Regions from separate parts of the Homo sapiens genome. Here region 1 is linked to region 2. The links are chromatin contacts, found by Hi-C or POLR2A ChIA-PET in ENCODE. All regions are on one chromosome and are shown on one strand. The core of a region is the stretch at or near the end of the contact, and the rest is flanking DNA. Distances in the headings are between cores, read along the strand shown.

Region 1 (7,119 bases), core at 4,565-7,064, 91 kb after region 2:
GTGGTGCATTCTCTGCTCACTATAACCTCTGCCTCCCAGGTTCAAGTGATCCTCCTGCCTCAGCCTCCAGAGTAGCTGGGATTACAAGCGTGTGCCACCACACCCAGCTAATTTTTGTATTTTTAGTAGAGACAGGGTTTCACCATGTTGGCCATGCTGGTCTTGAACTCCTGACCTCAGGTGATCCACCTGTCTTGGCCTCCCAAAGTGCTGGGATTACAGGCATGAGCCACCACGCCTGGCCTTGAAATCTTTATAATCAAGATGGTATTAACTTTGAAAACTTAGGTTCAGACAATTTCTCAGAGCACTGCACCTTTAAATATGATGCAGCTTACCTAGGCAACAAATGATAAGTACCATGCTGAATCTGTACAAATTCTTCAGTTTGCTAAAGTTTTCAATCTCTATTATTCTGAAAACATTCTAAATATTTTAGAGCAAGTAAAGTATTTGCACAGGGAAGCAACTAAAAGACACTACAACAGAGTTCTGATAGAGATCATCAGAAAAACTTTAACCTTTAGAATAAAAATACTTAGGCATACATTTAACCAAGGACATGAAAGATCTGTACACTGGAAACTATAAAACTATGGTGAAAGAAATTAGACATAAATAAATGGAAAGGTATCCCATGTTATGGATTAGAAGAATTAATATTGTTAAAATGGTTTACTATACAAAGCAATCTACAGGTTCAATGCAATCCCTATAAAATTCCAATGGCACTTTTTTCACAGGAATAGAAAAAAAAATCCTAAAATTTATATGGAACAATAAAAGACCCCAAATAGCCAAACCCACCTTAGGCAGGAACAACAATGCTAGAAAAAATCACATGTTCTGATTTCAAATTGTAGCACAAAGTTATAGTAATCAAAACAGTATGGTGCTGGCATTAAATAAAAATAAAAGACCAATGGAACAAAATAGAGAGCCCAGAAATGAACCAATGCATATACAGTCAAGTAATTTTTGGCATGGATGTCAAGAATGCACAACATAGATTCTTCAATACAGGGTGTTAGGGAAATTGGATAGCCACATGCCAAAGAATGAAATCAGGCCCTTGTTTTACATCACACACAAAAGTTAACTCAAACTAGATTAAAGAATTAAACATGAGATCTGAAAGCATAAAACTCCTAGAAGAAAACATAGGAAAAAAGTCCTTGACATTGGTTTTAGTGATTATATTTTGGATATGACACCAAAAGCATGGGCAACAAAAGGAAAAATAAAGTGAGATGACATCCAACTAAAAAACTTCTGCACAGCAAAAGAAACAATCAACAAAATGAAAAGGCAACCTATGGAATAGGAGGAAATATTTGCAAACTATATATGTGACAAGGGGTTAACATCCAAAACATACAAGGAACTTATACAACTGAATAGCAACAACTCAAATAATCCCATTAAAAAATGGGTAATGGAGCTGAATAGACATTTTTCCGAAGAAAACATACAAATGGCCAACAAGTACATAAAAAGGTCATCAACATTACCAACCACTGGGGAAATGCAAATCAAAACCACAATAAGATGTCGCCTCACACCTGTTAGGATGGCTATGATTGAAAAAACAAAAGATAGTAATTTTTTTTTCTTTTATTATTATTATACTTTAAGTTTTAGGGTACATGTGCACAATGTGCAGGTTACTTACATGTGTATACATGTGCCATGCTGGTGTGCTGCACCCATTAACTCGTCATTTAGCATTAGGTATATCTCCTAAAGCTATCCCTCCCCCCTCCCCCCACCCCACAACAGTCCCCAGAGTGTGACGTTCCCCTTCCTGGGTCCATGTGTTCTCATTGTTCAATTCCAACCTATGAGTGAGAATATGCGGTGTTTGGTTTTTTGTTCTTGTGATAGTTTACTGAGAATGATGATTTCCAATTTCATCCATGTCCCCACAAAGGACATGAACTCACCATTTTTTATGGCTGCATAGTATTCCATGGTGTATATGTGCCACATTTTCTTAATCCAGTCTATCATTGTTGGACATTTGGGTTGGTTCCAAGTCTTTGTTATTGTGAATAATGCCACAATAAACATACGTGTGCGTGTGTCTTTATAGCAGCATGATTTATAGTCCTTTGGGTATATACCCAGTAATGGGATGGCTGGGTCAAATGGTATTTCTAGTTCTAGATCCTTGAGGAATCACCACACTGACTTCCACAATGGTTGAACTAGTTTACAGTCCCACCAACAGTGTAAAAGTGTTCCTATTTCTACACATCCTCTCCAGCACCTGTTGTTTCCTGACTTTTTAATGATTGCCATTCTAACTGGTGTGAGATGGTATCTCATTGTGGTTTTGATTTGCACTTCTCTGATAGCCAGTGATGGAGAGCATTTTTTCATGTGTTTTTTGGCTGCATAAATGTCTTCTTTTGTGAAGTGTCTGTTCATGTCCTTCGCCCACTTTTTGATGGGGTTGTTTGTTTTTTTCTTGTAAATTTGTTTGAGTTCATTGTAGATTCTGGATATTAGCCCTTTGTCAGATGAGTAGGTTGCAAAAATTTTCTCCCATTTTGTAGGTTTCCTGTTCACTCTGATGGTAGTTTCTTTTGCTGTGCAGAAGCTCTTTAGTTTAATTAGATCCCATTGGCAATTAGGCAGGAGAAGGAAATAAAGGGTATTCAATTAGGAAAAGAGGAAGTCAAATTGTCCCTGTTTGCAGATGACATGATTGTATATCTAGAAAACCCCATGGTCTCAGCCCAAAATCTCCTTAAACTGATAAGCAACTTCAGCAAAGTCTCAGGATACAAAATCAATGTGCAAAAATCACAAGCATTCCTATACACCAATAATAGACAAACAGAGAGCCAAATCATGAGTGAACTCCCATTCACAATTGCTTCAAAGAGAATAAAATACCTAGGAATCCAACTTACAAGGGACGTGAAGGACCTCTTCAAGGAGAACTACAAACCACTGCTCAAGGAAATAAAAGAGGATACAAACAAATGGAAGAACATTCCATGCTCATGGGTAGAAAGAATCAATATCATGAAAATGGCCATACTGCCCAAGGTAATTTATAGATTCAATGCCATCCCCATCAAGCTACCAATTACTTTCTTCACAGAATTGGAAAAAACTACTTTAAAGTTCATATGGAACCAAAAAAGAGCCCACATCGCCAAGTCAATCCTAAGCCCAAAGAACAAAGCTGGAGGCATCACGCTACCTGACTTCAAACTATACTACAAGGCTACAGTAACCAAAACAGCATGGTACTTGTACCAAAACAGAGATATAGATCAATGGAACAGAATAGAGCCCTCAGAAATAGCGTCGCATATCTACAACTATCTGATCTTTGACAAACCTGAGAAAAACAAGCAATGGGGAAAGGATTCCCTATTTAAAAAATGGTGCTGTGAAAACTGGCTAGCCATATGTAGAAAGCTGAAACTGGATCCCTTCCTTACACCTTATACAAAAATTAATTCAAGATGGATTAAAGACTTAAACGTTAGACCTAAGACCATAAAAACCCTAGAAGAAAACCTAGGCATTACCATTCAGGACATAGGCATGGGCAAGGACTTCATGTCTAAAACACCAAAAGCAATGGCAACAAAAGATAGTAATTGTTGATAAGAATGTGAAGAAAAAGGAACCCTTGTACACTGTTAGTGGGAAGGTAAGTTGGTAAACCATTATAGAAAACAGTATGAAGTTTCCTCAAAAAGTAAAAAATAAACCTTCCTTATTATCCAGCAATTCTTCTGGTTATATATCCAAATGAATCGAAATCAGGATCTCGAAGCGATATTGGCACTCCCACGTTCATTTCATCACTATTTACAAAAGCCAAGATATGGAAACAACATAAATTTCCATGGACATATGAATGGACAAAGAAATTGCGATATATGTATACAATGGAACATTTTACAGCCACAGGAAAGGAAATTCTGCCATTTGCAACATCATGGATAGAAAATGAAATATTTAGGCAGACAGAGAAATACAAATACTATATGATCTCACTTATATATGGAACTTAAAGCAGTCAAACTCATAGAAGCAGAGTGGGATGGTGGTTGCCAGGGACTTGGGGTAGGAGAAACTGGGGAGTAATAGTTAAAGAGTACAAAATTTCAGCTATGCAAGATAAATAAGTTTTGAAGATCTACTAGACAGCATAGTGCCTGTAGCTAACAATACCCTATTGTATACTTAAAATTACTAAGAGATTAGATCTTATGATAAAGCAGCAACAAAAATAATAATACAGGGGGTGGATAAAACTTTGGATGGTGATAGATATGTTTATGAGATTGATGATGGTTGGTGGTTTCATGGATGTATACTTATCCCCAAACTCATTGAGATGTATACATTAAATATGTACAGTATTTTATACATCAACCATACCTCAATAACGTGTTTTTTTAAAAAAGGAAAGACAGGGAGAATGAGTAGTGAAAGAAAACCCAACAGAGGCAAATATAAAAAAGTCTGTGTGAATTAAAACAAAAAAACACTAATTAATCTAATTAAATAGGCAGGAAAGGACTTAACCAGATAACAAAGTTTAATGGATAAAACAAATATCTGGCTGGGCGCAGTGGTTTACGCCTGTAATCCCAGTACTTTGTGGTGTGGAGGTGGGCGGATCACGAGGTCAGAAGTTAGAGACCAGCCTGGCCAACATGGTGAAACCCCGTCTCTACTAAAAATACAAAAATTAGCCGGGCATGGTGGTGGGCGCCTGTAATCCCAGCTACTCAGGAGGCTGAGGCAGGAGAATCGTTTGAACCTGGAAGGCAGAGGTTGCAGTGAGCCGAGATAGCGCCACTGCACTCCAGCCTGGGCAACAGAGTGAAACTCTGTCTCAAAACAAAAAACAAAAAAAAACAATAAATATCCAAAGACAGTTAATATATAGGATTGCAAAGCCCATTGTATTAATAGTTCCATATTGCAGGCAATATGATTGACAGCTGTAAATAAAATAATAGAATAAAGTATATTCTCAGGCTACGGTGATATGAACAGAGAATGTTTAATATAACACCTTAAATTCCTGGCATAGGAAGAACTACATAGCCATCAGGTATGGTAATTCTAGAGACTTATATCTCCAGAATGCCTAAATCAATTAAATAAATATTTATTGAGTTTTCCTATAAAGAATTTACAAATATGCAAACAATGTATAATCTGAAGAGAAAGTAAGGCAGGGAAAGAACTAGTTCTCTGTCACATAAGCTGAGGTAAAATAAGCCCAAATAAAAAGCAACGTTCTTAGGAGAGTAGATAGGGCTGAAAAAGTAACTGGTAGCCTGGAATTTGGGACTTGAACTCTAGGCATTGGGAGCCATGGCAGAGTTGTAAAGATATTGCTGACAATATTGCTGAGAAGAATGGCTTGGAAAATGTGTGAATTTAGAGGCAAGGAAACAATCTGGAGGCTGGGACCCAGCCACTGTGCTATGGGTAGGAGATAGGTACCATGGTGAGCAAGACCAGACAAGGTTCCTGACCTTAGGGGACGCAGAGACTGGCAGCAAGACAAGTTAATCAAAAAATCACAGACATAAAATTCTAAACGTTTTAACTGAAATTGGTGCTATGATAACTTGGACCACAGAAACAGGGTGGCCACACACTGCACACTTACAGGGAGCACCACTGGCATAGCAAGTTCTGCAGAGAAGCAGCCCCCACTGGAAGGAGGCAAGGCAGTACCATGAGATGCTGTAGGAGTCTGAAGAGAAGAGGATGTGGCCTTAAGGGGATTTTAAGAAAGCAGAAGACATGAATAAGCCAAAATAGGAAGCTTCACAAAGAATAATTAAGCAATAAACATTGCAGGGTACCCCTTGTTTTGTAATACACATCAGTAATTCCTCTTCTTCAAATGAAACATAGGTGATCATCATTTTGTTTTGATTTTGAATTATTAAGGAAACATTTCTAGATAGTTACAAGGAGCATGTGTAAAAACCAAATACTGCATGCTCCAGAGAATGGGGCAGGATACACAAACAATGTGACTTTTGGACAATAAAATGGCAATGCTTCAAGAAAGCTGTAGCAGAAAACCACACGGTCTTTCAATATTACTCATCATTGAACAAGCACAGGTTTTGCTCATTTTAGAAACAGCAGGGTGTAATGTAAAGTTGAACATGATTTATTTCTCTCCTAGTCCCACACAGAACCTGAGTGTTCTTTTTTGTGACTTGGCTCTTCTGACTGCCCTGAAGATAAGATTGGGTGCTCCTTCCCCCAGCAGCCCATTGCTCTACAAGGTTAATTACAACATGTTTCTACAGGAACTCAGAGCTGACCCCTTGGAGGAAGGGAGAACTCTGGGACACTTCCATTTTTTTGTTTTGTTTTGTTTTAGTTTCCTAACATGTTAAAAAACATAGAAACTTCAAAACAGGGTTACAAAAATTGTGGTATAAAGTTGTATGACAAGTGCCTTCAATTCTGTCAGTGTATCTCTGGTAATTATATGTATATTATCTTTTGGAGATAACATAAAAAGTCTATAAAATTTAAGGCTCATCCTATGGGGCCTCCGGTCCACTATATGACAGGCTCAGAATATTGGGCAGCCAATCTGACATGAGGCATACCTCAGATCCATTTAATGGACAACAACAACAACAAAATCAGATGGAACTAACTTAATAGTCCTAAAAGCCACAGATAAAATGATTGCAGTTATTCCTGCCTAGATTTTATATTCTAAGTACAATTATACAATGCTCATTTTTACCATACAAAGACAATGTTAGACTTGAAACATTTTTTAAGATATAGATACATATTTTATTTTATTTATTTTTATTTTTGTGGGTACATAGTAGGTATATATATTTATGGAGATGCTTTTTTTAAAAAAGAAAGTAAAAATGTTATTCAAAGACCCAACAAATCAAATCACAACATTTTTTTTTTTCCTAAAAGGAATGATAAAGAGGACTTTCGAAAAAAGAATCCTGAAAAGAAAAGAGTCCTACAGGAAAAACAAAAAGAATCTTAAAGGAAAAATGAAAACTCTTGCAGTAAATATGTACAGATAAAAATTGCCTCATAATTGAAGTGTTAAAGTAACAATGGGGTTTG
Region 2 (7,428 bases), core at 4,218-6,717:
GCCTGCCTGGATTCCTGCTACAGCCTCCCAATCGATCTCCTACTTTGCCTGCATCCACCTTTGCCCATTAAAGTCAATTCTCCACCCATACCACAGTGATTTTTTAACATGTAAATAAGATCACTTCACTTCCCTGCTTGATAAATTCCCATCACACCTGGACCAAAATTTGAACTCCTTTCCCAAACCTACATGGCCCTGCCTCATCAGCCTCTCTAGTCTCACAGCCTGCCACTCTCTGTCACCAGTCACACTGGCTTTCTTGCCAAGCTTGATTCTACCTCAGGGCCTTTGCCCTATCTGATCCCTCCAGCTGGTATGCTCTCGCCACAGATCTTTGCATAGCTCACTTCTTGCTTCATGCAGACCTGTACCGATATCATCTTCTCATAGAGGTGCCTGGCCATCTATCTAAAACAGTACCAATAGTCCTCAAAACTCTTTCCTTGTTTTGCTTTACTTTTCTATACAGTATTCATCATGACCTGACATTATATTACACATCTCCCCACTAGAAAACCTAGCTCCCAGTTTACCACTGCATCATCATTGTCTTAAAAAGTACCTGCGTATAGTTGCCATCCAGTAAAAATTAATATGAATAAATGGAACTAGAATTAGTTTTGTCCCCATCTTCATTATTTAAAATAATGTATGTGCTGAATGAGATACGGGCATGCATATGGAAATAGATCGTCACTCAGAATGACCTATTGCACCACATTCTTCTACATCCAGATTGCAGAAAACCCTCACAGAAATCACAGAAGAGTCCACAGTTGTTCAAAGGTGTGAAGAAGGGTTATTTGAAGAGCTCAGTTTCAGTTTTGTGTGACAATTGCATTCCTGAGGTATAACGAATGCTAGAGCCAGAGGAAACTTGACAGAGATCCAGATGTGATAGGGACATGGATACATAAGAGACTGAATGGATATTTCAGGTGAAGGGCAGATTTAGACCAGGAGCCAAGTCTAAGTGGTTATTAGGTATGGGTATTTGAGGACAATTATTTTCACTTTTGTTTCCACTACAAGCTATTAAAATTGTGGCATGAACTCATAAGCAGTCCAGGTGGGCACACCTTGTCTACACTTCTATCCTGTCATTGGCTAAGTTTATAAGGATCTGCCTTTGGCCCTTGTGACAGACACATTGGCATTGTTTGCTGCACCATTTTCCCTTCCTGGACACACAGGGGGACTATATTTCACAGTCTCCCTTGCATTTGGATTGGAGCCATTGGACTAATTTGCCCAAGGAAGGTGAGTGGAAGTAAGTAACAAATGTCTTCCCCAGCCATGTTGAACTTGGAAGGCACGTGCTCCCGCTGGCAAAGCTAAGGACAGACGTGGCTGCATGACTTGCACTGGACTGTGCTATGAGTGAGAAACAAAATTCCATTGAGTTCTTCTGCTGAGATTTTAAGATTTGTTCTTATTGCATAGTCTAGCTGAAGCCTAACTTCTCCTTTTCTTATTCTGTATACCGTTTCCACAGTGCCAGTTACAGTGATGCGTTAAACATCCTTATTTCCAGTTCAGAATTTCCCTGGAGCTCCAAATTTTTATGTTTAATTTCTTACTGGGCAATTCCAGTTGTGTATATCAAAGGCCCATCAAATTAAAACTCATTATCTTCCCATCTGAAACCTACTGTTTTTCTATTCCTTCTTTTGGTAATGGCATTTCAATTCACTTAATTTTCAAAATTATAAACATGAGCGTCATTCTTGAAGCCCGTTTCTTGCTTCTTTCAAGATTTTTTCTTCATTTTTAATTTTCAAGTTTTACTGTGATGCATTTGGAACATATTTCTTTGAGTTTACCCTGTTTGGGGCTCATTGAGCTTTTTGAATCTGTGGACTTTTCTTTCACCAAACATGGGGAGTTTTCAGCCATTACTTCTTCCAATTTTTTTCATAATCATATACCTTCTCTTCTCTTACTGCAACTCCAGTGACATAAATTAGATATTTTGTTATTGTCTCATGGATGCCTATAGATCTGTTTTTGTTTGTTTGTTTTTGAGATGGAGTCTCGCTCTGTTCCCTAGGCTGGAGTGCAGTGGCATGATCTCGGCTCACTGCAACCTCTACCTTGTGGGTTCCAGCAATTCTCCTGCCTCAGCCTCCTGGATAGCTGGGACCATAGGCACGTGCCACCACGTCCAGCTAATATTTGTATTTTCAGTAAAGACGGGGTTTCACCATGTTAGCCAGCCTCGTTTTGAACTCCTGACCTCAGGTGATCTGCCTGCCTCGGCCTCCCAAAGTGCTGGGATTACAGGCGTGAGCCACTGCGCCCGGCCATGGATCTGTTCATTTTTATTCAAAATTTTTTTCTCTCTGTTCAGATTGGACAATTTTTATCTTCAAATTTACTGACATCTGTGTGAGAGAAAGAGCACAAGAGCGAGCGAGCAAAAGAGACTTTTTAATTCTCTTGAGAATCACAGCTCCAAAGGTTCCCTTCCCCCAGAATTTTGGCTCCTGTGGGCTCCCATTACATATGACCTCTGCTACTGAGACCTAATCACAACACTGTAGAATGCTCCCCTCCCTCCACACCTTACCACCATGTTCCTGAAGTCCTATTTAAAGCAATTCCTTTTACCCAGTACATCGTGTCTGGCTATCAAGAAAAAAACTGCAAGGCACACTGAAAGGCAAAAAACACAATCTGAAGAGACAGAGCAACCATCAGAACCAGATATGGCAGGGATGTGTGAATTATCAGGAATTTAAAACAACTATGACTAATAGGCTAAGAACGCTAACAGATAAACTCAATCCCGAAATGGGCAGTTTAAGTAGAGAGAAGGAAATTCTAAGAAATAATAAAAAAGAAATACTCAGCCAGGCATGGTGGTTCATGCCTGTAATCCCAGCACTTTGGGAGGCTGAGGCGGGCAGATAACTTGAGGTCAGGAGTTCAAGACCAGCCTGGCCAATATGGTGAAATCCCATCTCTACAAAAAATACAAAAATTAGCTGGGCGTATTGGCGGCCACTTGTAATCCCAGCTACTCAGGAAGCTGAGGCAGGAGATTATCTTGAACCTGGGAGGCAGAGGTTGCAGTGAGCCGAGATTGTGCCACTGTACTCCAGCCTGGACAGAGTGAGACTATGTCTCAAAAACAAACAACCAAACACACACACACACACACACACACACACACACACACACACACACACACACACAAATACCAGAGATCAAAATCACTGTATCAGAAATGAAGAATGCCTCTAATAGGCTTACTAACAGAACGAACTTGGCTGAGGAAGGAATCTCTGAGCTTGAGGATATCTTACTAGACACTACCCAAACTGGAAAAAAAAAAAAAAAAGACTAGGAAAATACCAGAATATCCAAGAACTCTGGGACAACTACAAAAGGCATAAATACTCATAAGAGGAATACCAGGAGAAGAAAGAAAGGAACACGAGAAATTCCTGAAGCAATAATGTCTGAGAATTTCCTTCAAATTAATGCAGGAAAATAAACTACAGATCGAGGAAGCTCAAAGAACACTTAGACATATCATATGTAAATTACAGAAAGTCAAAGATAATGAAAATTCCTGAGAGAAGTTACAGGAAAAACACACTTACCTATGGAGGAACAAAGAATTACATCCGATTTCTCCTCAGAAGCCATACATGCAAGAAGAGAGTAGAGTGAAATATTTAAAGTGTTGAGAGAAAAAACCACCAAACTAAAGCTCTGTACCTTGTGAAATTATTCTCCAAAGTAAAGGAGAAATAAAGCCTTTCTCAGATAAAAATTGAGGACATTTGTTTGTCAATAGACCTGCTTTGCAAGAAATGTTAAAGGAAGCTCTTTAGAGGGAAGGAAAATTATATAGGTCAGAAACTCAGTTCTACACAAATGAAGAGCATTAGCTATGGAATCAGTGAAGGTAAAAGAAAAGCTTTTGTCTTATTCTTGAGATACTCGATAACACTGTTCAAATTTATAACAGCAGCAATGTATTCAATTACATATGCATATATATTTATGTATGCCCATGTGTAAGTGAAATGAATGACAGCAATGATACAAGGGATAGGAAGGAGGAATAGGACTATTTTGTTACTTAAAAAGTACTTGAAGTGGTATAGTGTTATTTGAAAATGGTCTTAAATTAGTTGTAAATGTATATTGCAAACTCCATGGCAACCACTTAAAGTAAAAAAAGATGTACAACTGATATACTAAGAAAGGAGAGAAAATGGAATTATATTAAATGCTTAGTTAAAACCACAAAAGGCATAAAAAGAGAGAACAAAAACAGGAATGAAGAACAAGCACAACAAATAGAGAACAGTGAAAATATGGCAGAAGATATTAACCCAACTACAACAGTAATCATTTTAAATGTCAGTTAAAAGATTGTCACAATGGATCCAAAAAGAAAAACAAACAAACAAAAACAAGACTCAAATTATATGCTGTGTTTGCCAATAATCCAGTTTAAATATAAAGACACATATATATTAAAAGTAAATGGATAGAGAAAGATATGCCATGCTAACATTAAAAAAAGATGAGTCACTAAATTAATTTCAGACAGAACGAACTTCAGAGCAAGAAAAAGTTATCAGAGACAAAGAGGGGCATTATATAATGATAAAAGAGTCAATCCTCTGAGAAGACCTAATGAATTCTTTTTTTTTTTTTTTTTTTTTGAGACAGAGTCTCAATCTGTCGCCAGGCTGGAGTGCAGTGGTGCGATCTCGGCTCACTGCAACCTCCGCCTCCTGGGTTCAAGAGAATCTCCTGCCTCAGCCTCCCGAGTAGCTGGGACTACAGGTGTGCACCACCACGCCCAGCTAATTTTTGTATTTTTAGTAGAGACAGGGTTTCACCATGTTGGCCAGGATGGTCTTGATCTCGACTTCGTGATCTGACTGCCTCAGCCTTTCAAAGTGCTGGGATTACAGGTGACAGCCACAGCGCCCGGCCAGTGGATTCTTAATATATTTGCACCTAACAACAGAACATCAAAATACATGAGGCAAAACTGATAGAAGTGCAAGGAGAAGTAGATGAATCCACTCTCACAGCTGGAGACTTCAACATCCCTCTATCAAAAGTGCACAGATCCAGAAGTCAGAAGATCAGTTAAGGACATAGTCAAACTCAATAATCCCATCAATCAATTGGATATACTTGGCATCTATAGAAAGAAATGTCAGTTTTTCTAAAAGCCAGTCATCATTGTAAATTGAGATTAACAAACAAAAGAAATAAAAACATTAGAAAGTACAGACAGTGAATGGGAACATATGGTTTTGTTCACTTATTCATGAGAAAATACAAAAAAAGTTTATATTTTTATTTTAACTAATAAGATGAGAGGACACGATGCTAGAATGACATTTTGGAAATTGCTTCAAATAGCTTGAATGTTCTAAACAAAATGAGTTCGATATAATTGCGTGTTTCTTCCAATAACCGTATTTTGAACTGTTTTATTGACCAGATTTCCTGAAGAAATCTAGAGAAATATTTTTCATTTTTCTTGCTATTCTTTATTTAATGACTAACTATTAAGTGCCAAAGAAGTCATATGATTTCCCGATATGGAAAGATTTTAAAGTTTGTATTGATCACACTTGGAAAATCATATGAAATAAATGAATACACAGACAATTATGTCCACTGGTTATAACAAATAACCAGATCCCACTAGTCCATAGATCTAGGAACATGAGCTAAAAGCACATGCACACCAGGTTTTCTCATTTGTATACATTTAAGGGATACAAGTGCAGTTTTGTTACATGGATATATTGCAGTGTGGTGACGTCAGGGCTTTTGGTACAACCATCACTCAAATTATATACATGTATACCCATTAAGTCATTTCTCATCCTTCACCCTCCTTCTGTCCTCCCACCCTTCTAAGTCTCCAGTATCTACTAGTCCACACTCTACGTCCACGTGTACACATTACTTAGCTCCCACTTATGAGAACATGTGGTATTTGGCTTTCTGTTTGTGAGTTTTTTTCACTTAAGATAACGGCCTTCAGTTCCATCCATATTACTGCAAAATACATGATTTCATTTTATGACTGAATAGTATTCCATTGTATATATATGTCACATTTTCTTTATCCAATCTCTTGACAGACACTTAGGTTGATGCCTTATCTTTGCTATTGTGAATAGTGTTGCAATAAACATATGAGCGCAGGTATCTTTTGGATATGATTTCTTTTTCTTGGGTATATAGCCAATAGTAGGATTGCCAGATGGATTAGTAGTTCTATTTTTAGTTCTTTGAGAAATATCCATGCTGTTTTCCATAGAGCTTGTACCAATCACATTCCTAGCAACAATGTATAAGTGTTCCCTTTACTCAGCACTCCGCCAACATCTTATTTTTTATCTTTTTAATAATAGCTATTCTGACTGGTATAAAATGATATATCATTGTGGTTTTAATTTGCATTTCTCTGATTAGTGATGAACTTTTTTCATTTGATTCTTAGCCATTTGTCTGCTTTTGAAAAATGTCTATTTATGTCCTTTGCCTACTTTTTAATGGGATTATGTTATTTTTGACATTTTATTTGCAATAATGTAGATGAATTTTGTAATACATGTGTCACATTGAATTTAATATAGATTAGTTGTCTAGACCACAAATTGAAGCTGAGTTTAGATCTTTAAATAGTTATGCCTTTGCTTTTAGAGCTTGCATATACATTAGTGGTATTTTACTTCCCAGGTATTGATCCTACACCTCGGGCATGCTGCCACCAGGGGGTAGTAGTGTGCTACTATCTTTCGGTTGTAAAGGCAACCTGAGTATTTCTGAGTTTCAAAATGGTGACAGCAAGCTCTTTCACAAGATGTGACTTATGGTCTTTCCTTTAAGTATATTTTTATGTTTAAACAAACATAAAATGACTAATTCTTTAGGACATTTAAAACTTACATTTCTATGATACATTTTTCTTTTTTTATTAGGAAATACTGACTTATTTCCTCTAAAAGGAATGTATTTTTCTATTTTTAAAGATTATAATCCTACTCCATCACACATGGTTGATCATTTTTATTTTCCCTGTTATCTTTTAATAAACTTATTTTAAATGTATATGTGTGGTTGAATCCATTTTTACCTAACATTTAATTAAAATATTTTCCTAAGTTGCTAAACAGACTTTATAATAATAGCTATTTACAAGGTTTTCTACTGGGTAGATATACCATAATAAAATAATCTTAAGTATTATTTATCATATACTGAACATACTGTGTGCCAGGTGCTTTAAATTTATCATATCTAAAATTCACAACCTTGCTAAGTAGGAATTGTGATTTTTGTTGTACAAATGAAGAAACTGAGGAGTTAAGCAACTTTTCCAAAGTCACACAGTCAAAGCTAAACTGACACACAAATACCGCTCTGACT

Evidence for each region. A loop is a pair of places that touch in the nucleus more often than their neighbours do. ChIA-PET counts read pairs that join two places held with the same protein, here RNA polymerase II (POLR2A). Pooled maps may share reads with other maps.
Region 1: a pooled map shows a loop between it and region 2 (6-fold over the local background). The contact joins the enhancer-like site here to the promoter of CCDC146-AS1 in region 2. A Hi-C loop is called at or near these places in 1 of 168 maps with a recorded cell type or tissue (Panc1), 1 of 37 single-sample maps with no recorded cell type and 6 of 50 pooled maps. POLR2A ChIA-PET finds 5 or more read pairs at or near these places in 2 of 52 experiments (T-cell and activated CD4-positive, alpha-beta T cell).

The regions. Positions count from the first base shown.
Region 1 is chr7:77,156,291-77,163,409 of GRCh38, reverse strand. All of the region lies in intron 1 of CCDC146 (coiled-coil domain containing 146), which reads right to left. All of the region lies in intron 1 of LOC124901678 (a long non-coding RNA gene), which reads left to right. Among named protein-coding and RNA genes, the nearest start is that of CCDC146, 37 kb to the right of the region's middle. Within about 2 kb of position 5,814, at least 4 of the 41 ENCODE cell types and tissues checked have a DNase peak (open chromatin) inside an H3K27ac peak, as active enhancers do.
Region 2 is chr7:77,246,747-77,254,174 of GRCh38, reverse strand. It overlaps CCDC146-AS1 (CCDC146 antisense RNA 1), which reads left to right and starts at 5,467. Exons shown (of 2, transcript XR_007060387.1): 1 at 5,467-7,428. All of the region lies in intron 4 of CCDC146 (coiled-coil domain containing 146), which reads right to left. It overlaps LOC102723791 (a long non-coding RNA gene), which reads left to right. Exons shown (of 6, transcript XR_927688.3): 6 at 1,298-1,372. RefSeq lists a silencer at 6,820-6,869.